Regions from separate parts of the Homo sapiens genome. Here region 1 is linked to region 2. Evidence: chromatin contacts called from ENCODE Hi-C or POLR2A ChIA-PET data. All regions are on one chromosome and are shown on one strand. Each heading gives the region's core, a stretch centred on a gene start or an enhancer-like site at or near the end of the contact. The rest is flanking DNA. Distances are from core to core; before and after follow the strand shown.

Region 1 (3,731 bases), core at 788-3,287, 230 kb before region 2:
CTGTGGTGTGTTACCAAATTGTTCCCAAGTTGCTCAAATGGAGGAGGAGTTCCCATTCCAACAGCAAAAGACCCAAACAATGAATGCCCCACCCCTAAATAAAGAGTAAAGACATTACAGCTAAAATCCAGAGAAAAGTGGCCACGTGGGGGGCGGGGAGGCGGGGGAAAGTCGGGGGGCACAGAAAGCTCCAAAACACTTTTGAAAAGGACGACACCCAACACCCTCCCAAGGAACTGAAAGTCGGCGAGCAGGACGCCTACCTAAGCGCAGGTGGTGGCTTAGCGCGGCAGCGGCGGCTGCCTGGTCCTCCTCGCTCGGCTCCGGGGTCCCCTTTCTGCTCCACCCTCCGGCCCGGCCCCAGCAGGGCAGTCTGCATGAGGGGCAGGGGCAGGAACTGATGGGGCGGAGCGAGGGCACCTGCATGCAGGGCTGGGGGCGGGGGCGACCTGGGGCCCGACTCCCCTCCCTCGTGGCAGGAAGGAGGCCCTCCTGGCCTGCAGAGAGAGGGGAAAGGGGGCCTGTCCCAGGCTGGGACGAGGCCGTCGAGAGCATTCCGACTTTTTCCTACGGACTGTACAGAGGGGTCCAGGGCCCCAGGACTGCTCTTGCGGCTCAGGGTGGGGTGTCAGAACACCCTCCATTCTGGGACACGCAACTAGCTCCAGGGGTCACCCCCTGCCCGCCTGGGGGCTTTTAGCCCAAGGGTGGGGTGGGGTAAGTGGAGGCTGCTCTCCCCCTCCTGGTCGGGAGCAGCTGGGGGAAGAAGCTGGAGCCTTGGCAGAGAGGGAGGGAGGGAGGGAGGGAGGGAAGGGCGGAGTCTGGAGGGGAGAGCCTGAGGGATCTAAACCCCATCATCTTTACAAGCTGGCCCTCCAGGCTCCCTAGGGCAGCTCCGGCTGTGTGGAGGGTGGGGTTCCCCTAGGAAGGGGTGAGGGTGGAGGCCAGGCCCCTTCAGAATTGTGCTGGTTGCTTTGTTTGGGGACTTTGTTCCTTCCCCAGAAGGCCGGGGCGGGGTCAGGGGGAGGAAGGCAGTTCTGCATCCTTTCTTGCTTTCTGTCCTCTACTTGACAGAGTCCATGTCGCGTGTTTCTTTCTGCTTGGCTGCTGGTGCACAGCTCCACCGAGACCCCTTCCAAGGGCTCTCTGAGAACTGGGCTGCTTCTGGGGCCCGCGGGGGTCCCCGGGCTGGAGGAGAGAAGGGCTGAGTGGCTGACGACGTGTAATTTTTGCTTTTCGGTGGGGCTGGGCTGGGCTGGGGGATTTTTCCATTCTCAAAATTTCTTCTCCCCCCTTTCGAGGAACCTCTTCTTCTCATTTTGTTGTTTCTTTTGTCGATCTTATCAGAGGAACCAGGACTGAAACAGGATGAAAAAGAGGCGATACTGAGAACAGCTGGGGCAGGTCCCATCTCACTCCTACCTGGCCCAGTGACCTGGCCCCTCAAGGGTCCAGCTCCCAAAGAGCCAGGGTGCCGGGCAGCCACCACCCACCTTGTTCCCATGGAGAAGAAAGGGCATCCCCATTCTCTCCCTCCCTCCTGCGAGAACCCCGCCCCCTCAGAGACTCTGCCCCTAGTGCTAGAGTCCAGCTGGCCTTCCCGTGGGCACTGTGCCCAGCGGGTGGGACCCCCATGGCTGGCGCTGGCACAGGCCTGAGATCTGGCCATGTTTCCAATTGTTTAGGTTTTTGTGTGGGTCCTGGAGGGTGGGGAAGATGCCAGGCTGGGGCTTTTGTACCCAGAGGGGTTTTAGGAATGGGTTGGGGGTGGCCCAGCTTCTTGCTGAGTTTTCTTTCTGTCTCTTTGGATTAAAAGCAGAAATTCCCATCTATATACCCCAGCCAAGGTCCCACAGGCTGAAAGACTGGGGGCAGGGGAACCACACAGCTTCAGTCCCTAGTAGCGCCAGGCCTGGGGGAGGGGCCACGTAGCCCATGGTGCTGGATCCTCTACCCTCAGGGCACCAGACATTGAGGAAGGACTTGAGGCTCCCTGGGGTGAGCGTCATTTCCTTCATATCGCCAGCAGGGGGCGCTGCCTTCCCACAGACAGGGCCTTGTCTTGTCTGCCTGTGTCTGGTGGCTCAGCTCAGAGCACACCCAGGGCAGACCCCAAGGGTCTGGGCTGCTTGGCTACGCCCTCCATCCAAGGCTCCAGCCCCACCTCCTGGCAAAGTGGTGGGTCAGGGTCTACTGTGGTCTACTGGGCCTGGGTGCACCTGGTAGTACCGTTGGGGCAAAATGAGGGTCCCTGAAAATGCATCTTGGGACCTCTCCCAGGCTGTCACAGACTCTGGTCTGCAGGGGCCAGGCGGAGCCAACTACAGAGCACATACCAGGTCCTGGTTCACTCCACCCCTGCCCTGACCCCACCAGGAAGCTAGGCACAGAGGGGGTACGTGACCTGCCTGAGGCCACACAGCCCTCGGGCAACAGAGCCAGGGTTCAAATGTAAGGGGCAGTGCAGGCTGTGCTCCTAACTGCTGCCTGTGCTGCGAGCACGAGGAAGCAGGGTCTGTGGTGGCCAGAATGCCTGTGCCCTGCCTAGGGTCAGGGTGAGGGCCCAGGGCAGCTCATCTGCCAACTTTTCAAAAGAAGCCAGAAGCCCAAACAGAATTTCGTGTGAAAATTTCCAATATTTAAAACATTGCTTTGGTCAAACATTCTGCCTGCAGGCCAGACCTGCTCTCAGGCTCTGGTTTGGGACTGAGGATAGGGACACTGAGTTTCAGAAAGGGCCTTGGAGATCATCTAGCACTTTCTGTGACAATGGAAATGTTCTCATTTCCATTGCAGTAGCCACTAGCCACAAGTGGTTTCTAAGCACTTGAAATGTGGCTACTGTAACTGAGGAACTAAATTTTTCTTTAGTTAATAATTTAAATGTAAACAGCCACACGTGGCCCGTGGCTACCACAATGGACAGTGCAGATCAAGAGCATCTGGAAATGTGGCGGTTTGGGATTGCCACAATGAGCAGGCGCTGCTGGGTGGGCAGAAATGCTAAATTTCCTGTATGTGCTGGACAGTACGCACAAGAGACCTGCCCTCCCTCAGTGGGGCTCCTCGAGCACCTGCCCCAAGTCCAACCGGTCAATTGACTACAGGCCAAACAGAGGCTCATTGGGGCCTGGCGAGGCTAAGGCGGAAACCCAGGCCTGAGGCATCCCCAGAGTGGGTGGGGGAGAACCGGCCCGCAGCCAGCTCCTGGGCTTCTGGCCCAGGCCCGGGGGTGGGAAGCGCCTGGGCTGGGTGACCCCCACCTGCCACAGGCTTGGGCCTGTTCCCTGGGACCCCCTTCCCAAGGGGAGACTATACAGGAACCCTGTGCCATTGCCCCGAGGTTGAGGGGGAGGCTGACTCTGGTGGTAAGCCCACCCCTCTCCTCACCAGGCAAATGAGGCTTGTGGACAATAGGACAGGGAGGGCCCCACCTGCCCTATCTGCTCCTGGCAGATCATGCCAGGGCCTCACACTGGCCCCTTTGGGGTCTCCTGAGCTGTACAGTTGGGGACAACTGCCAATGCTCAGACTGGGGGGTCCTCCTCAGGGAAGGAAGACTCTGGTTCCAGGTCTGGAGTTAGGGACAAAGGCTGCCCCAAGGGGGCTCCCCGGCACCTCCCCACAGGTCCCAGAAATGGGGGATCTGCTGCCAAGCACAGAGTGGCTTTCTCTGCTCACCCCTCCCTACTTCCTGAGCCAGGTCCAAAATTGATTAAAACTAAGTAAAA
Region 2 (3,647 bases), core at 81-2,580:
AATCACGGTGGACAGGGAAAATGCAGCATTTTCATTGGTCTGTCCTGCCTCAAATGGGGGGCAGCCCCTCCCCTGCCAGGTGGGGCCCAGCATTACCTGCAGGAATCATGACAGATAAGGCAGTGGCTGAGGCTGATTTGATGACTTTGCCCCCAGTTCGAGAAGGCCTCTTCTCTACTGCCACATCCCCTGACATCTGCTGGTGCCGCGCCCGGCGCAGAACCAAGTCATTGGTAGCCCTTGGGCCTGATGCATCCCCATCCTTCGAGGGTGGGCAGAGGTCACCTGGGCGTGGACGGTCAGCTGCAACAGAAAGCAAGTGTGTTAGGAATTAGTCCAAGGCCAGGGATTTCCCACATACTGTTTCCCTGCCTGGAATGCTCTTTCCACTTTTTACCCTTGATGGATGGTGAGTTTCATCTGAGCAGGTAACCTGCATGCCTCACTGCTCCTCATATAGAGACATAGTCTGTATCGGTCTGTATCACTGACTGACCATGGTATTGGGGTGTTTCTAATGTTAAGAATCCCAAATTGGGCTGGGTGTGGTGGCTCACGACTGTAACCCCAGCACTTTGGTAGGCCAAGGAAGGCAGATCACTTGAGGTCAGGAGTTCGAGACCAGCCTTGCCAACATGAAGAAACCCTGTCTCTACTAAAAATACAAAAATTAGCCGGGGGTAGTGGCGCGCGCCTGTAATCCCAGCTACTCGGGAGGCTGAGGTGCGAGAACCACTTGAACTTGGGAGGTGGAGGTTGCAGTGAGCCGAGATCACGCCACTGCACTCCATCCTGGGTGATGGAGTGAGACTCTGTCTCAAAAAAAAAAAAAAAAAAAAAAATCCCAAATTGCAATGTGAATAGGACCTGAGATCTTTCATAAACAGCACCAGGCTCGTGGGATGCTCACTATATGACCAGTAGGACATTGGGGAAGATTGGGGAAGGCAGCACGATAGGGCACTCACTGGCCTCGGAGTCCCCGGCGCTGGAGGTGCCTTCCCCTTGAGTCTCCTCTTTGGGGGCCCGTGCATCCAGGGATCCCGCGGGGTCGGAGCTGGGCCGGGGAGGCCTGCGCAGCCGGGCCTCATCCTCGTCCTCTTGGGGGGCGCTGAAGCGGCTGGGCTCCAGCAGCGCCGAGAAACGGCGGCGGGCGCCCAAAGGGGGACTGGCCTCTCCCTCCAGGAAACTGGCCTCGGACGCGGAGAATCGCTTGCTGCATGGAGGGGGCGTGGTTATGGAAGACACGCCCCCTTCGACCCCGCCCCCAAACTCCGCCATTCCCCTGCTCACATCTCCGGAGAGCCCCCTCTCCAGGTCTTCTCACGCAGGGTCAGGCCGCCCAGCCCCTCCCGCTTGCCGGCCACCTTCTCCTCGGGGCCCTTGGTGCTCGGCTCCCGCTTGCTGCTCCCTGCAGCTGCTACTGGGGTCTTGGGCTCGTGCTGCGACAGCTGCTCCATGCTGCTATACACCTGTAGGTGGTGGTGGGAGGCAAGTCCAGCCCGGGTTCCACTTTCACTCCGGAGCTAATCAGCTTCCTGGCAGTGGATCCCCCGCAAAACGCACTCCACCCTCCGAGGCCTGGCTCCGCCCAATTGTGCATGATCCCCCAACCTACAATTCTTCAGTTCAGGCCCCACACCACAAAGTTAGGCACTGCGTTTTATTCTAGGCTCTGCCCCGACGATGCCCTGACCAATCTGCTCTCTACACAGCCCCATCTTCCCAGCAACCCCCTTAATTTATGTCTCCTTAGCCCAGGCTAGGCCCTGCACGCCTCTACAAGTTGCTTCTCAAAGCAAGGCCTATGGCTTCTCTGCCCGTTATTAGAAAAAATAAAAATAAATAAATAAAAGCAAGACTTCGCTGGGCTTTACTCCGCCTTCGCTGCTGGCCTCATTCCCACGTCCTGACCCCGCCCCACCCACACCTAGCCCCGCCCCACCATGGCCTCAATCTGCACAACTGTCCTGATTCCTGTTAGATTCCACTCAGTGCCAAAGGCCCGTCCCATAGACTCCCGAACCTGCCTCTTGCGTGGCCTTACCACCTTCCAGACTCCCGCCCCATCAATAACTTCCCGCTCCTGAGACCTTGGGCACCAGGGAACCTGTTTCTCACTGTCTCTCCAAGCCCCATCCCTCCTGGGGTCTCGCCCTGTCCCACACCCAGACTTGGCCCACCTTGCTGAAGCGCGGAGAGCAGGAAGAGAACTGGCGGATTTCCACGGGCTCCTCCTCCGTCGTGTCATCCTCGTCATAGGAGTTCACGTGGTGATACCTGTCTGAGCGGGCTGGGGAGCGGGTATGGGCTGTGACTGAGGGTACGGGGTTCCTCCTCATATCACATCCCCACAGGAGCCCAGTCCTGGTTCAAGACGGGTTTACAAGTCTTCAGGTCAGGCCACGCCCCTGCCTCATTAGTGTATTTAATTTAGGCTCCGCTCCCAGGCAAGGTCCTTGCCCCATTCTCAGTGGCACCGTCTAGCCCCGCCTCCAAAGAGGCCACGCTCCACCTACAGTGCTCTGCACCCTGGCATCACCCCAGGCCATTCTGAGCGCTAGTACCTCTCTCTAGTTCAGTTCCAGGCCCACACTCACAACTCACCCAGGCCAGGCCCCACACCTAGCCCAATCTCAGGTTCTTACCTACATTTCAGCCTGAGCCCCGCCTGTATGTCAGCCCCGCCCCACTTGGCCCCGCCCCCACCAAAATACCACCTTCGCACCTAGGCATCACATCTTGGTACTTAGCCAGGCCCTATCCCAGGCTTTACTTACCCCAGGGTCCCTCTTCCCGGATCCCACCCCTCGACCCAGGTCGTGCCTGGTGTCCCAGCTCACTGTCAAAGTAGCTAGTGTCATCTTCCGACTCTAGGTGGGGGATGAACTCGGCCTTCTGCCTCAGCAGCCCTGTCCAGTCCAGGTCTCGAAAGAAACTGTGCTGCTTCACCTCAAAAGCGCCGCCTGGGACGGAAGGGATTCCAGCCACAGCTGATGGCCAACCCAGCAGCCCAGCCCCGCCCCCCATGTCTTCCGCCCCGGGGCCACAGCACAGGCTGGGCCTGGGGTTTTGGAGGCCTGCTCTCTATCAGTGGGCCCTCAGCTCCTCTGCATGGCGGACTTACCTGCCCCAAGCCTGACCAGAGGGTTGGTCTGCAGGAGGCTGGATATGAGGAGTTGGGCCTCCGTAGGTAGGGCCTCATCCCCCTCGGGCCACAGGATGTCATCTGCAAAACAAAACGGAACTTAGGGGCGGTTTTTGTTGTTGTTGTTGTTTGGACACAGGATCTCACTGTGTCACCCAGCTGGAGTGCAGTGGCACGATCATGGCTCACTGCAGCCTTGACCTCCTGAGTGCAAGCGATCCTCTGGGGGGTCGCTTTTGAAATCCCTGGAACCCTGAGCCTGTCCATCTCTCCGTGCACACCACACTCTGCCCCTGTACACTGCCAAGCCACGTACCACTGATGACCTGTCCAAATAGCTCCTCTGGTGTGTCTCCGAAGAAGGGCACACAGCCCACCAGGAACTCGTAGAGGATGATCCCCATAGCCCACCAGTCCACTGGCTTGCCGTAGCCTTGACGCAGGATGACCTCGGGCGCGATGTACTCTGGGGTCCCACACACCTGGGGGCAGGCTGTCA

What was found. A loop is a pair of places that touch in the nucleus more often than their neighbours do. ChIA-PET counts read pairs that join two places held with the same protein, here RNA polymerase II (POLR2A). Pooled maps may share reads with other maps.
Region 1: a pooled map shows a loop between it and region 2 (2.8-fold over the local background). The contact joins two enhancer-like sites. A Hi-C loop is called at or near these places in 2 of 50 pooled maps. POLR2A ChIA-PET finds 5 or more read pairs at or near these places in 4 of 52 experiments (Caco-2, K562, activated CD4-positive, alpha-beta T cell and 1 more).

The regions. Positions count from the first base shown.
Region 1 is chr19:13,092,262-13,095,992 of GRCh38, reverse strand. NFIX (nuclear factor I X) reads right to left here. Exons shown (of 11, transcript NM_001365902.3): 11 at 1-1,358. The coding sequence ends at 1,344. Among named protein-coding and RNA genes, the nearest start is that of LYL1, 8.7 kb to the left of the region's middle. RefSeq lists an enhancer at 1-74 and a silencer at 386-475. Within about 2 kb of position 2,037, at least 22 of the 41 ENCODE cell types and tissues checked have a DNase peak (open chromatin) inside an H3K27ac peak, as active enhancers do.
Region 2 is chr19:12,865,299-12,868,945 of GRCh38, reverse strand. It overlaps MAST1 (microtubule associated serine/threonine kinase 1), which reads right to left. Exons shown (of 26, transcript NM_014975.3): 15 at 3,465-3,630; 16 at 3,128-3,229; 17 at 2,844-2,966; 18 at 2,184-2,293; 19 at 1,294-1,472; 20 at 969-1,216; 21 at 97-303. Among named protein-coding and RNA genes, the nearest start is that of DNASE2, 14 kb to the left of the region's middle. RefSeq lists enhancers at 1,077-1,371, 2,593-3,380, 3,381-3,647 and a cis regulatory region at 1,015-1,795. Within about 2 kb of position 1,330, at least 5 of the 41 ENCODE cell types and tissues checked have a DNase peak (open chromatin) inside an H3K27ac peak, as active enhancers do.